3 separate regions of the Homo sapiens genome follow, and all the other regions are linked to region 3. Evidence: read pairs that join two places in POLR2A ChIA-PET (ENCODE). Cell type or tissue: OCI-LY7. All regions are shown on one strand. Each heading gives the region's core, and the rest is flanking DNA. Links, peaks and the distances in the headings are about the cores only. Region 1 overlaps NR1D2 (nuclear receptor subfamily 1 group D member 2). Region 2 overlaps UBE2E1 (ubiquitin conjugating enzyme E2 E1). Region 3 overlaps UBE2E2 (ubiquitin conjugating enzyme E2 E2).

Region 1 (6,873 bases), core at 822-5,821, 660 kb after region 3:
GTTGCAGGAAAAATATTAATTGCAGGATTAATTAAGGTGAGATGCACATAGCAAGAGAGCATATGGACAGTGGGTTTAACTGGGAAGAGCAGATTTGCACCTCTCACCTCATGATCGAGTCCAGGCATAGGCTTCATGAATAAAACAGTGGATGGAATTGTCTACGTTAGTGATATTTTTGTCTTAAAAATCAAGTGCATATAGTTGAATTTATGTATGTTAAATTTGTGTCTGGGCTGGGCACGGTGGCTCACACCTGTAATCTCAGCACTTTGGGAGGTGGAGGCGGGCGGATCATCTGAGGTCGGAAGTTCGTGACCAGCCTGGGCAACATGGTGAAACCCTGTCTCTACTAAAAAAAAAACAAAAACCAAAAACAAAAATTAACCAGGCGTGGTGGCGGGCGCCTGTATTCCCAGCTATTCAGGAGGCTGAAGGAGGAGAATCGCATGAACCCGGGAGGCGGAGGTTGCAGTGAGCTGAGGTTGTGCCACTGCACTCCAGCCTGGACAACAGAGTGAGACTCCATCTCAAAAAAAAAAAAAAAATCGTGTCTGATGAAAAACATTGTGTGTTTCTTGGCATAGTAGGCACCTGTTTTATCTTCCCTTCTGGGTTGCACTCAAACCCCTTGAGAGTTGTGGTTGTGCTTTCCTCCTCAGAGGGTTTGTTTCTTAGCCTCAATATATATAATTGGTGCTTAAAAACACATCTGATATCTACTACATGACAGACTAAAAGTGACTCTAAATTTCTCTGCCTGTTTTTTTTTTTCTTGCCTAAAGACGGCAATGTCTGTCTTTTTGGGATTGTTTTGGCCTCAGCATTTTGCTTTGTGGATTTTTGTTTAAAAATGATTGATAGGCCCGGTGCGGTGGCTCACACCTGTAATCCCAGCACTGGGAGGCCAAGGTGGGTGGATCACCTGAGGTCAGGAGTTCGAGACCAGTCTGACCAACATGGTGAAACCCCATCTCTACTAAAAAAAAAAATACAAAAATTGGCTGGGGGTGGTGGCATGTGACTGTAGTCCCAGCTATTCAGGAGGCTGAGACAGGAAAATTGCTTGGACCCAGGAGGTGGAGGTTGCTGTAAGTCGAGATTGTGACACTGCACTCCGGCCTGGGTGACAGAGTGAGACTCTGTCTCAAAAAAAAAAAAAAAAAAAAAAAAAAAAATGCCAGTTTTCAGAAGGGTTGTGGCGGTTATATAAAATTGGGAATCACATTTTGACAATAGCTCTGTGTAGAGGGAATTAGCTTCAGCCTTACTGTTATTCTGGTATAGCATGCATTCTTCTAGCATCTTTAACACCTATAAAGAGCGAGTCAGAAGAACAAGTAGTGAGTCTGGATTTCTTAAGAGCTGCTTAGAGATGAATGGCAGAATGGGGTAGAGAAGGGAGAGTATTGAACTGGGGATTGGTTAGTGGATAGCCACATATGTCTTCTGGGAACACCAAAACAGAAAGGTGTGGGAGCAAGGGCTGTGAAACGATCCCTGTTTTGAGATAATTTACCTTATCTACCATTCTAAATGTTACATCTGTTCTGGATTAACCTGTGCTTCTAGCCAAGTGTTGGGGGAGGCAAATGATAAATTCATTGTTTCTAGGATTGTGTCAGATAACTATAACAGGAGGCAAAGAAGAGACCAGAACCAGATTTCTTCATGGCCAGTTTGTTTGAGCAATGAAGTTACTTAGGAGCATTTTTTAGTCCTTTTAGGAAAATACTGGAAAATGAAAAGCTTTAGGTGTGAGGATCTCCATGTGCTCAGAATATCCAAGCCAGTGAAATCCTTCTCACTTAATTTTTTCTTTCTTTGAGATGGGGTCCTGCTCTGTCTCCAGGCTAGAGTGCAGTAGCATGATCATGGCTCACTACAGCCTTGAACTCCTGGGCTCAAGTGATCCTCTCGCTTTAGCCTTCTGAATAGCTGGCACTACTAGAGGTGCTGGGTGCAAACCACATGCAGCAAGTTTTTAAATTTTTTTGTAGAAACAGCATTACCTTATGTTGCCCAGGCTGGTCTCAAATTCCTAGGCTCAAGCGACAATCCTCCCACCTCAGCCCCCAAAGTACTATGATTACAGGCATGAGCCAGTGTGCCGGGCCTATCTCCCTTTTTAAATCAGTGGGAGTTACATGTGCTTTGAACTTTGCGGAAGCAGGACGAATAATGGGAAATAAGGAAATACTTTATTTTTTGCTTTTGGTGTAAGCAAACATTTCATATCAGTATCCTGTTTCTAAAGTTAATGGCTTTACTGTTGAGATTTGCAAAAATAAAAAATACGTATTATCTTGTATCTAATTATGTGATTTTCCTCCTATTTTCTAGGAGGTGTGATTGCCTATATCAGTTCTTCCAGCTCAGCCTCAAGCCCTGCCTCTTGTCACAGTGAGGGTTCTGAGAATAGTTTCCAGTCCTCCTCCTCTTCTGTTCCATCTTCTCCAAATAGCTCTAATTCTGATACCAATGGTAATCCCAAGAATGGTGATCTCGCCAATATTGAAGGCATCTTGAAGAATGATCGAATAGATTGTTCTATGAAAACAAGCAAATCGAGTGCACCTGGGATGACAAAAAGTCATAGTGGTGTGACAAGTAAGTTACTTTGGTTTTCTAAAGATTGCTGCCATTAATTGCAAATGGGGCTTATTTTATCAGCTTTTCATTTAGGTGGCCATTATGTTTCTGGGTACAGTTTTCACTCCTTGCTGGGTAATCATACATCAGTAGTTAGGGAAGAAATCAGTGATGATGATAGAAGTTATAACCTAGGGGCTGTCATTAATTCTTGCCTCAGAGCAAGACATGTGATTATGTACTCTGCCTGACCCTGGTCCCTCTAGGGTACCCTCTTTTACTACATTTCACAGTTACTTTTCTTCTGAACTACTAGAACTAAGTCTTGTTTCTAGAACAGAGTACTTGCTCATTGTGGGAAGGGGTTACGTTAGTGAAACTGGATTTGGGAATATTTGGGATGAGGAAATGTTGGATTGGGATAACCAAATGAGTAGGGGGATTTGGACCTATCTGGCCTCTGTAGGTGAAGTAAATTGACACAGCTGCCTGTGGAGAGATATCCCTTTCCACCTTTTATTGATTGACTTCTCTGTCTGAATTCTTAATTGTTATCCAGAGAATTGTTTTCTTAGTTCTGGTTGCATATCTGGTATAAAGTAACTCTAAATTTACAAAATTTCTTATTTCCTGCTGACAGGTCTGGAAAAAAAATAAATTTACAAAATTTCAGTGTAATTCTAAAATCAGGAAAGGAAAAATCCGGGTCAGCGAGGTATTTTTGTCAGTGCCATAAGTTGTATTTAAAAGAAAATTATGGCTGGGTGTGGTGGCTCACACCTGTAATCCCAATATTTTTGGAGGCTGAGTGGGGCGGAGTCCAGGAGTTCAAGACCAGCCTGGGCAACATGGCAAAACCCCATCTCTACTAAAAATACAAAAATTAGCTGGGTGTGGTGGTGCATGCCTGTAGTAGTCCCAGCTACTTGGGAGGCTGAGGCATGAGAATCACATGAACCTGGGAAGTGTGGAGGTTGCAATGAGCTGAGATCACGCCACTGCGTTCCAGCCTGGGCGACAGAGGGAGACTCTATCTTTAAAACAAAACAAAGCAAAACAAAAAAAAAACACCGTAAGAAAATTATGATTGTGATTACTTTTGATTTGAAAATATTTTTCTTTTACATTATGAAAGTAGATGTGTATCTTCTAAAAGCTCTTACACGTTGAATGAAATAAAATATCTAATTGGAAAGAAAACAGACTCGGTGTTTCCTCCTACTTTTTACTTCGTGTCCTTTTGTGTCCTAGAATTTAGTGGCATGGTTCTACTGTGTAAAGTCTGTGGGGATGTGGCGTCAGGATTCCACTATGGAGTTCATGCTTGCGAAGGCTGTAAGGTAAAGCATGCTTTTGTTTCTTTAAGCTACTGATTCTGGGATTTAAGAAGTTGGGTTTAGATTTACCCATTTGTGCAATTGATAGTCTGAGAGACAGTGAGAAGTCAGCTGCTCTTTTTAAGTTTTAAGCATTTTATGTAGTGTATAAGCATAACTTGTTTTGAATAATATTCTTAATTCAGTGAAAGTATTTCTTTTTTCTTTAAGATTTTGAACAAAGTAAATTTGCTATCTCAATTAAACATACTTATTGTGTTAAACCAAGTGCACCAAATGCTCATTCATTAATGTGTCAAGCACAGTTCTAGGTGGTAGTGAAATAACAAGGAACAAAACAGAGAAGGCACTACTTCTGCCTTGTGGGAACTTAGTTTAAACCAAACTTTGAATTAGGATCTCATCATATACTTTGACTTAATGACACGTCAGGTACTGGGAGCTGGGAATAATTGCTACATACTTGAAAAAAATGTGGTATCTTAAAAAATAATGCCAAGTGAGTAAAATAATCCTGAATATAAGTTGAGCCCTTGGGAAAGCTAGTTTATTTGTAAGTTTAGTTGACTATTTTCTAGTTATTGCTATTAGAGTATTGGTCAAATAATTCCAAGTGAGATGGTCTCTACCTCCCTACCTATATACAGGGAATCTTTCTCTCTTTTTAAAAAACTTGGCACAATCTTTTCTCCTGAGTATCAAAAATTAACGTGATGAAGACACATGTTCTTGCTGTTCTCTGACTTGAGGCCACAAGCAAGAATCTAGTTTGGCGAGATATGATGGGTAAACAAGATAATGAATATACATGATGGGAGAGGAAATATTTTCAAGTGTGGCTCTGAATGAATTGCGAGTTTGCCAGTTTTTTTTTTTTTAGATGGAGTTTTGCTCTTATTTCCCAGGCTGAAGTGCAGTGGTGTGATCTTGGTTCACTGCAACCTCTGCCTCCTGGGTTCAAGTGATTCTCCTGTCTCAGCCTCCCGAGTAGCTGGGATTACAGGCACACGCCACCACTCCAGGCTAATTTTTGTATTTTTAGTAGATTCGGGGTTTCATCACATTGGCCAGGCTGGTCTTGAACTCCTAACCTCAGGTGATCTGCCCGCCTCGGCTTCGCAAAGTGCTGGGATTACAGGCGTGAGCCACGCGCCCTGCCAAGTTTGCTAACTTTTAATGGCCGGGTAACTTTGTAAGACAAGTCAGTATTTTTTATAGATGTAGCATTTTTTTCATTGTTTAAAAAAGATTCTCCTTCTCTATATATCTTTTTTTTTTTTTTTTTTTTTTTTTACAAAAATGTGAAGTAATAGGCCAGGTGCGGTGGCTCACGCCTGTAATCCCAGCACTTTGGGAGGCCGAGGCGGGCGGATCACGAGGTCAGGAGATCGAGACCATCCTGGCTAACATAGTGAAACCCTGTCTCTACTAAAAATACAAAAAAAAAAAAATTAGCCGGACGTAGTGGTGGGCGCCTGTAGTCCCAGCTACTCGGGAGGCTGAGGCAGGAGAATGGCGTGAACCCGGGAGGCGGAGCTTGCAGTGAGCTGAGATTGCACCACTGCACTCCAAGCCTGGGCGACAGAGCCAGATTCCGTCTCAAAAAAAAAAAAAGTGAAGTAATATTGGGGAAGGCATTATTCTTACTTTATAGCTAGAAAATAAAAGCACAAACTGAATGAGCTGATTGCATATTCTTGATAAATACACATCTGTGCAGTACTCTTAAAATGTCTAGTTCAGCTCTTGTAGTATCTAAGTCAAGTGTATAGTATCACAATAATAAAATATAAAAATGTTGTGTCCCATGACTACTTAGTATAGATTCGGGAAATGTGTTTAGTTGTCATATAAAAGGAAAATGCAGTTTAAAATAATTTCAGTAATTGCATTCTTGAGTTTTCTGTCCTCCCTGGTACCATGAAACTGGAGATCTTTGGAGACCTATCACAGAACATGTACTGGAATTGTTTGTGTGTGGAGTAAAGGCAGCTGTTTGTAGCCATCTAGTTGGGAACTGTCTTTCCTTGGATAGTTAGCTACTCTGTTGGTGTGTGGTGTAACACTTACCTGTTGCTGGCACGTAGTCAGTGATTTCTGTCATGTATAAGTAGGCCTTGCCATTGTCAGCAGGTAATGATCCTGGAAAGACCAACTTCTGTTAATGTAATCCACAATCTAGTGAGGGGATTATAGCTATCAAACATATTTCTCAGTCCACTTTTTAAGAAGTAGTCATTTAGGCTGGGTGCAGTGGCTCAGGCCTGTAATTCTAGCTCTTTGGGAGGCTGAAGCTGTAGGATTGCTTGAGGTGGAGTGTGAGACCCACCTGGGCAACATAGGGAGACCCTACCTCTACAAAAAATAAAAAAGCTGGATGTGGTAGCACATGTCTGTAGTCCCAGCTCTTGGGAGGCTGAGGCAGAAGGATTGCTTGAGCCCGGGAGTTCGAAGTTGCGGTGAGCTATTATTACGTCATTGTACTCCAGCCTGGGTGACAGAGCAAGACCCTGTCTCTTTAAAAAAAAAAAAAAAAAAAAAAAGCCTGGACATGGTGGCTCGTGCCTGTAATCCTAGCACTTTGGGAGGCCAAGGTGGGCGGATCAGTTGAGGTCAGGAGTTCAAAACCAGCCTGGCCAACATGGTGAAACCCTGTCTCTACTAAAAATACAAAAAATTAGCCAGGTATGGTGGCACGTGCCTGTAATCCCAGCTACTGGGGAGGCTGAGGCAGGAGAATCCCTTGAATCTGGGAGGTGGAGGTTGCAGTGAGCTGAGATCGCACCACTGCACTCCAGCCCGGGCTACAGAGCAAGAGTCTGTCTCAAGAAAGCAAGCAAACAAACAAACAAAAAATCAGGTCCGGAGTGGTGGTGGCTTACACCCTGTAAGTCTAACACTTCGGGAGGCCAAGGCTGGCAGATCACTTGAGCCCTGGAGTTCA
Region 2 (6,873 bases), core at 531-5,530, 550 kb after region 3:
GCTTTTAAATTGGAATGGTTAGACCATTAACATTTAATGTTATTGTTGACATGATTGGATTTATTTATTTATTTTTATTTTTTGAGATGGAGTCTTACCCTGTCACCCAGGCCGGAGTGCAGTGGCCTGATCTCAGCTCACTGCAACCTCCGCCCTGCAGGGTTCAGGAGATTTCTCCTGCCTCAGCCTCCTAAGTAGCTGGGATTACAGGCATGCACCAGCACTCCTGGCTAAATTTTGTATTTTTAGTAGAAATGGAGTTTCACCATGTTGGCCAGGCTGTTCGCAAACTCCTGAGCTGAAGGGATCTGCCTGCCTCGGCCTCCCAGAGTGCCGGGATTACAGGTGTGAGCCACTACCGTGCCAGGCCTGATATAATTAGATTTAAATTAATTTTCAATTTATCCTATTTGTATTTCCTTTTTTCATGCTTGCTTTTGGGTTGAGTTTTTTTTTTTTTAATGATACTATATTAATTAATTTCTCTTCTGTATTACCAGCTATAACTTTTTTTGTTTGTTTTTTAGTGGTTGCTTTAGAATACATCTTTATAGAATACATCTTTAGCTTATCACAGACTACGTTCACGTGATAATTATACCCCTTCACCCACAGCGACCCCTCAACAATCCCTCTCCCAGCATTAGTGCTGTTATTGTCATATATTTTATTCTGCATGTTATAAACCCCAAAATATATTGTTACTATTTTTGCTTTAAACATTATCTTTTAAGAGATTTAAAAAATAATTTAGCCGGGTGCGGTGGCTCATGCCTGTAATCCCAGCACTTTGGGAGGCTGAGGCGGGTGGATCACGAGGTCAGGAGATCGAGACCATCCTGGCTAACACGGTGAAACCCTGTCTCTACTAAAAATACAAAAAAATTAGCCGGGCATGGTGACATGCGCATGTAGTCTCAGCTACTTGGGAGGCTGAGGTAGGAGAATCACTTGAACCCAAGAGGCAGAGGTTGCAGTGAGCCAAGATCACTCCACTGTACTCCAGCCTTGGCAACAGAGAGAGAGTCTGTCTCAAAAAAAGAAAATAATAATAATAATAATAATAATTTAAAATTTTATATTTTCCACACATTTATTACCATTTCTGGTGTTCTTTTTTTCTTTGTATAGTTTCAGATATTCACTCACTGACATCTCCTTCTGCCTGAGAGACTTCCTTTAACATTTCTTGCAGTCAGGTCTGCTGGTGACAAATTCTTTGTTTTATTATGTCTGAAAAAAATCTTTGTCTTTTTTTTTGGAAATGTTCCTGTTGGATATAGGATTTTAGGCTGACAGTTTTGTTTTTTACTTAAAGATGCTATGTAACTGTCTTCTGACTTGCATTGTTTCCAGTGAGAACTCTGTAATCCTTAGTTTGTTTCTCCATATAATGTGTCATCTTTTTGTCTGGCTACTTTTAAGAATTACTCTTTATCACTGGTTTTACACAGTTAGATTATGATATACCTTTTGATGTAGTTTTTTTATTTTTTGTATTTCTTGTGCTTGGTGTTTGTTCAGTTTCTTGGCTCTATGAGCTTATAGTTTCATCATATTTGGAAAGAAAGTTTGTTTTCTGTGTTTCATTTGAATAATTTTTATGGCTGACTTCAAGTTTCTTATTTTTCCTTTGCATAGTCTAACATGCTGTTAATTTCAGTATATGTTTAATCTCAGTTGTTGTATTTCTTCATATCTGGAAGTTTGATTTGGATCTTTTTATAATTTCTATGAGTCCACTTACCATGGTCAGGTATTTATCATTTTAAATTTATGATTACAGTTATAACAAGCGTTTACTGTCTTTTTGTCCACTAATTTCATTATCTGGGTCATTTCTGGATCAGTTTCTATTGATTGGTTTTTTACCTTATATTTTCAAGCCCCTGCACATGCGTGATAATTTTTTGTTGGATACCAAACATTGTGAATTTTGCCTTTTTGAGTGCTGCCTTTTTGTATTCTTAAAAATATTCTTGAGCTTTGTCGTAAGGTGCAGTTAAGTTGGAACTTAGTCTGATCCTTTTGAGGCCTGCTTTTAAGCTTTTAAGGCCTCCTTTTGAAGCCTGCTTTTGAGAGTGACCAGAACAGCTATTAAGGCTAATTTTTACCATTCACTGAGGCATCACCATTCTGAGTATTCTGCTGGATGGCCCATAAGTTACCAGGGTCTTTTTCTTTCTGACTAATGGCAATGCAAACTATTCTCAGCCCTGTGCGAGCTCTGGGGAGTGTTCTCTCTGTTCTCTGGTGATTCTTTCCCTGGCATTGCGTAGTGTCCTCTCATGCATGTGCTAATTCATGCTTAGGTAAATACTTGACGGGACCCTCTACAGATCTCCGGAGTTCTGTCTCTGTGCAGCTCTGGTACTTGTGAACTCTGACCACTTAGGTTATTCCTTCCTGCACCACAGGCGATTGTAGGTCTCAATATATTTAGTTTTCCTTTCTCAGAGATCACTGCCTTGCACTACCTGATGTCCAGTGTATGGAAACTGCTGTTTTATATATTTTGTCAGTTTTTTTGTTGTTTAAGTGGTAGGGCAGATTTAGTATCTGATATACCATCTTGGTTAGAAGCTGAAGTGACTTTACAGCCCATGATACTTTTTGTAAATAAAGATTAGTCGTTAGAAAACAATACTTTCATGCTGTTTCAGCTTTTATACATCTATAATGATATTATTTACTTTTAGAGATGCGGGTGAACTGTTTGAAAAGATTGAAAAGATATAAAGAGTTATTGGATTCTTTACATCATGAGCGAGGAAAAAAATTAAGCTCGTCTTAAATGGCTATGTTTCAATTTTATCTGCTATAAATGGGTAAGAGTTAGATTTTATTTAAAATTCATCTTGGCATTTAGAGACTGATACTGTTTCTGGCCATATCAGCTGAACTGTGTCATTAGAATTTTTAATTGTTTTAGGGTTTTTTTTTTAAGAATAGATGATTGATTTTTTTCTGTCTCTCTACTCTTCTTACTCAGAATTAGATGTGCTTTGAGCACGTATTAATTCTAATACGATTAAAGGTCAAGCCATACCACAAGAATATTTATATTATATGTGTTGATTAGAGTTGGACTTGTAATGGCCGCATTGTTAGAGATTGCATTTCTACTTTCCATGAATTCTGTTGGATTTGCAGATAAAATGTTTTCTGTCTAATAGGGAGAAAATATAAATATCATGCATTCATCTCTCATACTTTTTCATGTATCATGCCATTCACAGTTCTAGGATTCTGGAGCCACATTTGTAGCCACCATTAACCAAAACAAAAACAATCCCACATGACTATTACCTTTGAATTCAGTATTGTACTGTATTATTCTGACACAGAAATTTGAAATCCAATGGGTTGGTGAGTGAAAAAGTCACATGCAGCTGACAGTCACAGTTTTTATATGACTCTCCTAGATCTTTTTGTTTTGTGGACGTATGTTTGGGGGTAGATGGTTTAGAGTTCTATTAGGAGAGAGATGAAGGTATTCTAGGTGAGTGTTGAGTGGCTGACTGCTGTTAGAGGGCAAAATGGGATAATCTTTTACAAAAAACTTGAGGTACATGATTTAGTACTTTGATTATCCTAGTGATTGTTACACTGAATCAGAAAATGCATTTACCTTAAAACCTTTATTGTAACTAGGTGAAAGTAAATGTGGTGTAACTTTTGGTTTGACTATAATGGGCAGTGGAATCTCAGATGTTAGGATCAGGTAAGAAGAAAGATTGAACTATGTCATGACCCAGTAAGTGAAGGGGTGTGTGTGTGTGTGTGTGTGTGTGTGTGTGTGTGTGTGTGTGTGTGTGTGGTGTTGTTGTTGTTGGCGACAGGGTCTCAATTCGTCGCCTAGGCTGGGATGCAGTGGTGCAGTCACGACTCACTGCAGCCTCAACCTCATGGGCTCAGGCAGTCCTCCCACCTCGCCTCCTGAGTAGCTGGGATGACAGGCACATGCCACGATTCCCAGCTAATTTTTCTATTTTTTTGTGGAGACGGAGTCGTGCCATGTTGCCCGGCCTGTTGTTCGTTTTTCTTTGAAGAATATACCTTTTTATTTTATTATCATTTGCTATAAATATCACTAAACTTTGTCATCCTAAGTGAGATAATAAGGCAAGATATTTCAAGGCCTCCTTTTGTTATGTAAGCTGAATTCATAGCTTGAGGAAATAAGTCGGAGTCTCATACCTCTGTGTCAACACTGAACAGCATTTTTTGTGACGTAAAATCTCATTATCACAAATTACAAGTGCGCTATTCGGTTTTTAAAAATTTTAATTTTGGTTTTTGAAGTCACACATAAGTTTTTATACTTTTTGAGGGAATAAAGATTTCTAATTGTACAACAGTAAATGGAATAAACAATAATAACTTTGAGTCTTCTGGAATAGATGTTCAAAAGATCAAATTTTCCATATCTCTGTAATCTAACTATAACCTCTGAGGGCAAGGGCTTGTTTTATTTGAATAAAGAACCCTATAGTAGCATGATTATGGTAGTTATGGTATAACTTTATACCATAAAATATCCCATGTGCTATTATACTGTGGCATAGCATATATACTATATATGTTACAGTTACATATAAAAATATATATTATAGTAGTATATAGTATGATTATTTGGCTTAAAGCTTTTTTTTTTTTTAGCAGGAGCATAGTTCAAGGACAATTTTTTTCAGATTAAAATGGACTTTCTTTGGGAAGCCATCTGTCCCCCCAGACTAAGTTTTGTTGAGAGTAGTGACAGGGACAGAGGCAAGACCATTAGGTTACCATAATACCTGGACTTAGTTTGTATAATCGAGGTTAATGCCAGTCTTGTTGACTGCAGGACATACAGTTCCTAACATATTGCTTAGCATATAATATGTGTTAAATATTTGTTGACATTCGGAACTGTGCACAATGTTTTATGAGTCAGGACCATTGAGTTGCACAACTGTGGCACACCATTCACATAATGATAATATAGATTTTCTCAGTTCTGAGTTTGCTTGCTGCATAAATGTCTTAAGTCTTTGGCACCTACTGCTGTTAGAATATAGTGGCATTTGAACACACAATTAAGTATTTAGCTTATGTTACACATAATCAACTTTCAATAAATGAGATCTATAATAATTTGCCTACTCCACTCTCACCTTCCACAGTCATTTCTCCCCTGCTTCCTATTGGTTGTTTTGTTTTGAACCAGCACCCTTCCAACTCCCCCAGAGCATCCCACATCATTAGCTTCACAAGCATCTTCCATACCAGTGTCATCTTTAACAACTGTGTGGCAGTTTGGACAATGACAATCCAAATGACCCTCAGATGTATTCTAGCTATTCTTGACTGCCTTCTGGAGTCAGTATTTTCAGCCAAACAGTGAAAATTAACAACAAACTGTGTCCAAAACTTAAAACTTAATTCTTCTTTCACCCAAATGCTTTTCCTGTGTTTTTATATTTTTATCTCTTTAATGTATTTTTTTCTGGTTGCCCGAGTTACAGATATTGCCATCTTTATCCTGCAGTTGTACTGACTTAACGATATCTTCTTGATATTTCTTCCACCATGTGTAATTTTTTATGCTCTTAGGGCTCCTTTAATGAAGGCAACTCATATGTAAAATGGGAGTATGTAAAAATAATTTGTGGGAGAGCCATGTGGGTGGGGTTTGTGAGTAGTCTCTAAGGCGCAGGCTACAGCTAGCTAGCCTAGTGTTTGTGAGCCCTCCCCTTCCCCCAGTAAAGGTTGATTCCTTTTTCTCCTCTTTCCTGCTTGTTTATTTTATTCTATTTTATCCTCATTTTCTACTTCTGCCCCAAAAGCACCCATTCTAATGCCTTTCACTATATTGTTTGTGTTCTTGTAAAATGTATTTAGTGTTTGTATTTTTAACTTACATAAATGATGCCTAATTCTTTCTTACATTTTTCTAAGCACAATGTTTTAAGCTCTCTCCCTGTTGCTATGCAAGCATCTAATTCATTGCGTTGAACAGCCACATAGTATTCCAAGGGGTATACTCATTTTATCTTATAGAAGACCAGATCGTTTCCAGCTCTCCATCCCCACTAACAGTGAACATTCTGGTCCGTAATCTTTTTTGGACCTCTGTAAGAATTAAGCAGAACTGCAAGGGGATCATAGGGCTTACTTAAATTTGATTTGACTTAAGTTGTACCAGATTGTTCCCCAGAATGGCTGTACTCATCTCCATGCCCACCAGTAGCAGAGCATGAGAATTCCTGTGTCCTCTTAGGTGCGTTCTGATTTTCTAATTTTTGCCAATCATACTCTACACTTACATATGGAGAATATGTTCATGAACATGTAGGTCAGTCTTAGGTGTTATGCGTGGGAGATGGGTTGTTGCTCTCCCAGATATGAAGACGTGCTCCAATAATACTACACTGTATTTATTACCGTAGCCCTGTGGTAAGGTAAACAGACCAATGAAGCTGACTTGGAGCACCCAGAGATGGACATGTGTATATGTAGGATTTTAATATATAATATATAATTTATGGCAGCACCAAACACTGAGGACAAGATGGGATTGTTCATAGATGGTATAGGGAAATTGACTCACCACAAGGAGGTAAATAAAACCGGATTCCTACTTAATACCATATATGAAGGTAGACTAGGTAGATTAAAAGCTCACATGTGAAATTTTAAAACTATACAATGAAGAAAGAAAATGCGACCCACAGGCCAGGAAGGATTTCCTAAGTGTAGCTTCAAAATCACAAATCTTGACAATAAACTAAAGCAAATTTTATGTGAAATTAAAATTTTCTTCTTAATGGACAGGATATTTTCTTCTTTTTACCTCAAGATCTGTGTGTCTGGCAGAATGCATTGCACACT
Region 3 (6,873 bases), core at 1,298-6,297:
TTGTATTTATTAATTCATTCTATTTAAGGGGCTTTTTTTTTTTTTTTTTTTTTGACAGGGTCACTCTGTTGCCCAGGCTGGAGTGCAGTGGCACGATCTTGGCTCACTGCAACCTCCGTCCCCTGGGTTCAAGCAATTCTCTCACCTCAGCCTTCTGAGTAACTGGAATTACAGATGTGTGCCACCATGCCCGGCTAATTTTTTTTTTTTTTTTTTTTTTTTTTTGAGACAGAGTCTCGCTCTTTGGCCCAGGCCAGAGTGCAGTGGCACGATCTCGGCTCACTGCAGGCTCCACCTCCTGGGTTCATGCCATTCTCCTGCCTCAGCCTCCCGAGTAGCTGGGACTACAGGCGCCCGCCACCGCACCCGGCTAATTTTTTGTATTTTTAGTAGAGACGGGGTTTCACCGTGTTAACCAGGATGGTCTTGATCTCCTGACCTCGTGATTCGCTCACCTTGGCCTCCCAAAGTGCTGAGATTACAGGCCCAGATAATTTTTGTATTTTTAGTAGGGATGGGGTTTTGCCGTGTTGCCTAGGCTGCTCAAACTCCTCGGCTCAAGCAGTCTTCTTGTGTCAGTCTCCCAAAGTTCTGGGATTACAGGCATGAGCCACCTCATCCAGCTTAAGGGACAACTCTATATTCATTATTTTTGGTGTTAAAATGTCGTCTTTAAAACAGTATTGGTGGTATATGAGAGGTATATTCGTTATGTACCTTTCTGCAGACATACATGCCCATGCTACTTTTATTCCTGACCTTATTTTTTTTTCAGAGGAAGAAGTTAAGAAATTAGTTTGTGGGCCATTCTTGAAGCCAGTGACACTACATAGGGCCCAAGGCTTGCTCTCTCTACTAGCCTAGATCACTGTACCTCTCAGAGCCCCACTCACTTGTCTCCTAGGTGCCTCATAAATAGTTAGCAACAATTCTCAGTACTTCATTAAAATTCACCTCCTCCTGGGAGCCCTCCAGCCTTTGAAATAACCTGCTACTGGCTAGAGTAGCCTAGTGGTGAAGAGCTTGAACTAGACAGCCTTGGCTCTGCCACTTAATGCCTGTGTGGCCATTACATATCTTTTACAAGGTTATGTAACCTGTTTGTGCCTCTTTTTGTTCGCAGTTAAAATCAGGATAATTGGCTGGGCACAGTGGCTCACTCCTGTAATCCCAGCACTTTGGGAGGCTGAGGTGGGTGGATCACCTGGGGTCAGGGGTTTGAGACCAGCCTGACCAACATGGTGAAACCCCGTCTCTACTAAAAATACAAAATTAGCCGTACGTGGTGACACATGCCTGTAATCCCAGCTACTTGAGAGGCTGAGGCAGGAGAATCGCTTGAACCTGGGAGGTGGAGATTGCAGTGAGCCAAGATTGCACCATTGCACTCCAGCCTGGGCAACAAGAGCGAAACTCCGTCTCAAAAAAATCAGGATAATTATGTATCCTTTTTGTGGTGGTGGTTGTGATTATTAAATATTTGGCACAGTGCCAGTCACATAATAAGCACTCAGCTGCTTCATCAATATCATCCTAACGTTAGTCGTTGTGTGGACAGCAACAGATTAAGTAAAAAGTTATACCCCTACCCCAATTCTGTTTCAGTCTTTCTGTGTTTGGCGAACTTCCCAGGTGATTCTTACATTTAATACATGTGAAAACCATTACCCTAAAGGTCCTTTCATAGTGAACTTCATTTAGGACTTGCCAAAGCCACTAACATGAAGGAGTTGAGATCAAATTCATTTTGTCTAACACTATATCTCAAATGCATAATATTGTGTCTGGCATATAGTAGGCATTCAGTAAATAGTTGTTTAATGTGTGTAGCCCAACTTCATAGTTTTATGAGATAATACGGTCTTACGTTAAAAAAATGAGAGCAAACATTGGTTCTAGTTATGTTATGGAGACCTTAATGGGGAATTCACTGAAGTATAAGAATTAATTCTCTATGATTATTCTCCCTATGGCTTATTAGAAAAAGATTGAATGAGCTATTATTAAAATCATAATATGTATCTTTCCTCTAGAGTAAGACTAATAACTGTCATAGCAGGCTCTTCTCCATTTATTTCGTCTTTAGAACCATCTTTTTTAATTTTATTTAAAAGTAAGGTAGGAGATATACTTTCATTTTTCTTATTCTCTGGCATAAACTTTGTTTTTTAAATTCAGCTTTAGCCAGGTGCATTGGTGTGCACCAGTATTCCCAGCTTTTTGGGAGGCTGAGTCGAGAGGATTCCTCAAGCCCAGGAGTTTAAGTCCAACCTGCACAGCATAGCGAGCTCTTTGTCTCTTTAAAATAAATATAATACATTCAACTTTAGAAGTCATACAGTACTGTTTCTTTTGAATTGAGAAATAGTTCTTAGGCAATGAGGATGCTCCTAACTATAAAAAAGAAACATGTTTTGTTTACCTTGAATAATTTACTAGGACACTGAATAAAAATGTTAAGAAACTAATTCCGCAAGAATAATTGTGTAGTTATCTGATTTCTGAGTGAAGCATTTTCAGCTAGATAATTCTAGAAGAAAATATTTAAATAACCTTGGCAGAACTTTAACGTTATTCATAACAAAGATAGATAAAAAGCAATTCTCACCTAGCCATAATAATAAATCAGTATGTGCAGTTAAACTAGGAAAAACACTAATATTTATTATATGCTTTTTCCTAATGTATCTTGTATATATGGTCAGTTAGTTTTATAAGAGGAGGTTATTTGACATTAGTTTTCTTGCTGGGAAAACCTGATTTCCAGTTGGTGTGATGTTTTACCTTCCTTGATTACAATCTTATTCTACCAGAAATGAAAAGATAATCAAGACGTGGCTCATCTGTTTCCATTTATCTTGATCATCTATGTAGTAAGTGCAGCGTTTAGATTATTTGTATCTTTTTATTTTTATCTTTAGATTTTTATCTTTATTAGTTTTTTTATTAGATTATTTTATTAGATATTTTATTAGATATTTTTGTATCTTTAGATTATTTTATTTATTATTTTAAATAAATATAATATTTATTTAAATATAATATTTATATAATATATTATAAAATAAATAATATATTTTAAAGATTTTGTATCTTTAGATTATTTTATTACTTTATTTTATTAGATATTTTTGTATCTTTAGATTATTTGTATCTTTTTATTTTATCATTATTTGCTCTAAAGATAGTCTGTTCAGATTTGTTATGACCAAAAATATAATGATGCAGGTAATTATTGTCTTCATCCTTAAAATTACTTTCTAAAGCCAATCATTCTGCCTAATACAGGGTCTTCATTTATTTTTAGCTACCTGAAACTGAGTCTAAAACCACTTCTCTCTACTTCCTCTTGTCTTTTTCATTTAAACATGTGTAAATTTTGCAGTTAAAAATGATAAACCTATTTACATTTAGTGTTCATCTCTTCTTCTGTTGTTATTGCTATTTTCCATCTCTAGTCCTTTTCAAAAACACAGTGGAATGGATAGTATAGATCAGCTGAGATTGCTTTTTAAAAGGTTGGCAGTGACATCTTCATGCTAAATTCTAGTGTCCATTCTTGCTCTCTGAAACTATCTCCCTTGATTTTTGGAGCATTGCACTTTTCTCCACTGCTCTCTGATCCTTGCTTTTTTTGTTTATTTTTTTATTTTTGTTTTTGGCTGTCTTTGCTGGTTTCTTTTCATGCCTCAAAGTATTTTCTAAAATTAAGGCCTTAATGCTATGTTTCTCTGTGTTTTAGGGTTGCAGATTCCTCTAAAGAGGGCTGCAAGTGACATAAGGGAATGAATGGTCCAGGTGGGTACACAATTAATAAGAGAACAGATCTCTGTCCAACGGGGACAACACCACTGTTTGAGTTCAACTTACTATCATGTGGGGAAAAAAATGTTTAATGTAATCAGATCTTCTAGTGAGCCAAGAGAAGTATGGGAAGTCCAGATTTTTATGTGAAATATCTCAGATTTCGAATATCGGTGGCTAGTGGAAGTTTGGGAATACCTACACGAGAGGGAGTTTGGAGCAGTATTCCGGTTGGAACAGGGTTTATGTAGCTTGTACGTTGCACAGCCTTTGGATTTGTTGTATACATTGTAATATGCACCACTTGCACTTCTATTAAGAGTCTAGGGATTGCCTTAAAGCTGGATTTTCATAGGAAGTGCACATTTGGTAATTTGTATATATATTGTTGGGTAGTGCCCTGAAGGGAAAGGTTGATGGAGGGATTGGAGCAGATGTCCCCCAAGCCACCCTTTCCTGCCACAATGGTTAGAAACTATTTTTTAAACATTGAAATCTAAATAAACATGACCATAGGCCTCTAATATGTGGCCTCTGCTCTGAATCTTGAAGAGCTTATAGCTCTCATAGCTTCAAACATTTCTAAATAGAAGATAGAGATCTAAATTCTAGTTCCCTTTCAGTAAGTTTTCAGCTGGTGACCTGGACAAAATCACAATTCTTTGACCCTTAGTAGGCTGATATTTGAATTGGAGACAGTTCTGTTTCCAGTTCAGCTCGGGGAGCTTTCCATTCTAAAACTCATGATCTTATTGTTTTAAATCTCTATTTTTTAACTGGCCTCACACTAGTTTGCATATTATATTTCCAGTCACAAAAAAATATTTCACTACTTTAGTGTTTCTTTTTTCTTTTTTTTAAATTTTATTATTATTGTATGTTAAGTTTTAGGGTACATGTGCACGACGTGCAGGTTTGGTACATATGTATACATGTGCCATGCTGGTATGCTGCACCCATTAACTCGTCATTTACCATTAGGTATATCTCCTAATGCTATCCCTCTCCCCACCCCACAACAGGCCCCAGTGTGTGATGTTCCCCTTCCTGTGCCCATGTGTTCTCATTGTTCAATTCCCACCTATAACTGAGAACATGCGGTGTTTGGTTTTTTGTCCTTGCGATAGTTTGCTGAGAATTACGGTTTCCAGCTTCATCCATGTCCCTGCAAAGGACATGAACTCATCCTTTTTTATGGCTGCATAGTATTCCATGGTGTATATGTGCCACATTTTCTTAATCCAGTCTGTCATTGTTGGACATTTAGGTTGGTTCCAAGTCTTTGCTATTGTGAATAGTGCCGCAATAAACATACGTATGCATGTGTCTTCATAGCAGCATGATTTATAATCCTTTGGGTATATACCCAGTAATGGGATGGCTGGGTCAAATGGTATTTCTAGTTCTAGATCCCTGAGGAGTCACCAAACCGACTTCCACAATCGTTGAACTAGTTTACAGTCCCACCAACAGTGTAAAAGTCTTCCTATTTCTCCACATCCTCTCCAGCACCTGTTGTTTCCTGACTTTTTAATGATTGCCATTCTAACTGGTGTGAGATGGTATCTCATTGTGGTTTTGATTTGCATTTCTCTGATGGCCGGTGATGACGAGCACTTTTTCATGTGTTTTTGGGCTGCATAAATGTCTTCTTTTGAGAGGTGTCTGTTCATATCCTTCACCCACTTTTTGATGGGGTTGTTTGTTTTTTTCTTGTAAATTTGTTTGAGATCATTGTAGATTCTGGATATTAGCCCTTTGTCAGATGAGTAGGTTGCAAAAATTTTCTCCCATTCTGTAGGTTGCCTGTTCACTCTGATGGTAGTTTCTTTTGCTGTGCAGAAGCTCTTTAGTTTAATTAGATCCCATTTGTCAATTTTGGCTTTTGTTGCCATTGCTTTTGGTGTTTTAGACATGAAGTCCTTGCCCATGCCTATGTCCTGAATGGTATTGCCTAGCTTTTCCTCTAGGGTTTTTATGGTTTTAGGTCTAACGTTTAAGTCTTTAATCCATCTTGAATTAATTTTTGTATAAGGTGTAAGGAAGGGATGCAGTTTCAGCTTTCTACCTATGGGTAGCCAGTTTTCCCAGCACCATTTATTAAATAGGGAATCCTTTCCCCATTGCTTGTTTTTGTCAGGTTTGTCAAAGATCAGACAATGAGGGCTCTGTTCTGTTCCATTGGTCTATATCTCTGTTTTGGTACCAGTACCATGCTGTTTTGGTTACTGTAGCCTTGTAGTATAGTTTGAAGTCAGGTAGCATGATGCCTCCAGCTTTGTTCTTTTGGCTTAGGATTGACTTGGTGATGGGGGCTCTTTTTTGGTTCCATATGAACTTTAAAGTAGTTTTTTCCAATTCTGTGAAAAAAGTCATTGGTAGCTTGATGGGGATGGCATTGAATCTATAAATTACCTTGGGCAGTATGGCCATTTTCACGATATTGATTCTTCCTACCCATGAGTATGGAATGTTCTTCCATTTCTTTGTATCCTCTTTTATTTCCTTGAGCAGTGGTTTGTAGTTCTCCTTGAAGAGGTCCTTCACATCCCTTGTAAGTTGGATTCCTAGATATTTTATTCTCTTTGAAGCAATTGTGAATGGGAGTTCACTTATGATTTGGCTCTCTGTTTGTCTCTTATTGCTGTATAAGAATGCTTGTGATTTTTGTACATTGAATTTGTATCCTGAGACTTTGCTGAAGTTGCTTATCAGCTTGAGGAGATTTTGGGCTGAGACAGCGGGATTTTCTAGATATACAATCATGTCGTCTGCAAACAGGGACAATTTGACTTCCTCTTTTCCTAATTGAATGCCCTTTATTTCCTTCTCCTGCCTAATTGCCCTGGCCAGAACTTCCAACACTATGTTGAATAGGAGTGGTGAGAGAGGGCATCCCTGTCTTGTGCCAGTTTTCAAAGGGAATGCTTCCAGTTTTTGCCCATTCAGTATGATATTGGCTGTAGGTTTGTCATAGATAGCTCTTATTATTTTGAGATACGTCCCATCAATACCTAATTTATTGAGAGCTTTTAGCATGAAGAGTTGTTGAATTTTGTCAAAGGCCTT

The links. Peaks named below come from ENCODE experiments on the same cell type or tissue, not always from the same donor. Only the 100,000 strongest peaks of a DNase experiment are listed, where the experiment ranks them.
Region 1: POLR2A ChIA-PET joins it to region 3 with 7 read pairs; 3 of 35 experiments call an interaction of 5 or more read pairs at or near these places.
Region 2: POLR2A ChIA-PET joins it to region 3 with 6 read pairs; 2 of 35 experiments call an interaction of 5 or more read pairs at or near these places.

Annotation. Positions count from the first base shown.
Region 1 is chr3:23,952,194-23,959,066 of GRCh38, forward strand. It overlaps NR1D2 (nuclear receptor subfamily 1 group D member 2), which reads left to right. Exons shown (of 8, transcript NM_005126.5): 2 at 2,344-2,610; 3 at 3,844-3,932. Among named protein-coding and RNA genes, the nearest start is that of NR1D2, 10 kb to the left of the region's middle. In OCI-LY7, for the core only: no CTCF peak of the experiment used is centred there; no DNase peak of the experiment used is centred there; H3K4me3 peaks cover 295 bases; H3K27ac peaks cover 462 bases.
Region 2 is chr3:23,838,430-23,845,302 of GRCh38, forward strand. The region is part of intron 3 of UBE2E1 (ubiquitin conjugating enzyme E2 E1); the gene reads left to right. Among named protein-coding and RNA genes, the nearest start is that of UBE2E1-AS1, 35 kb to the left of the region's middle. In OCI-LY7, for the core only: no CTCF peak of the experiment used is centred there; no DNase peak of the experiment used is centred there.
Region 3 is chr3:23,291,652-23,298,524 of GRCh38, forward strand. All of the region lies in intron 3 of UBE2E2 (ubiquitin conjugating enzyme E2 E2), which reads left to right. Among named protein-coding and RNA genes, the nearest start is that of UBE2E2, 92 kb to the left of the region's middle. In OCI-LY7, for the core only: no CTCF peak of the experiment used is centred there; a DNase peak (open chromatin) is centred at 3,320; H3K4me3 peaks cover 542 bases; H3K27ac peaks cover 1,296 bases.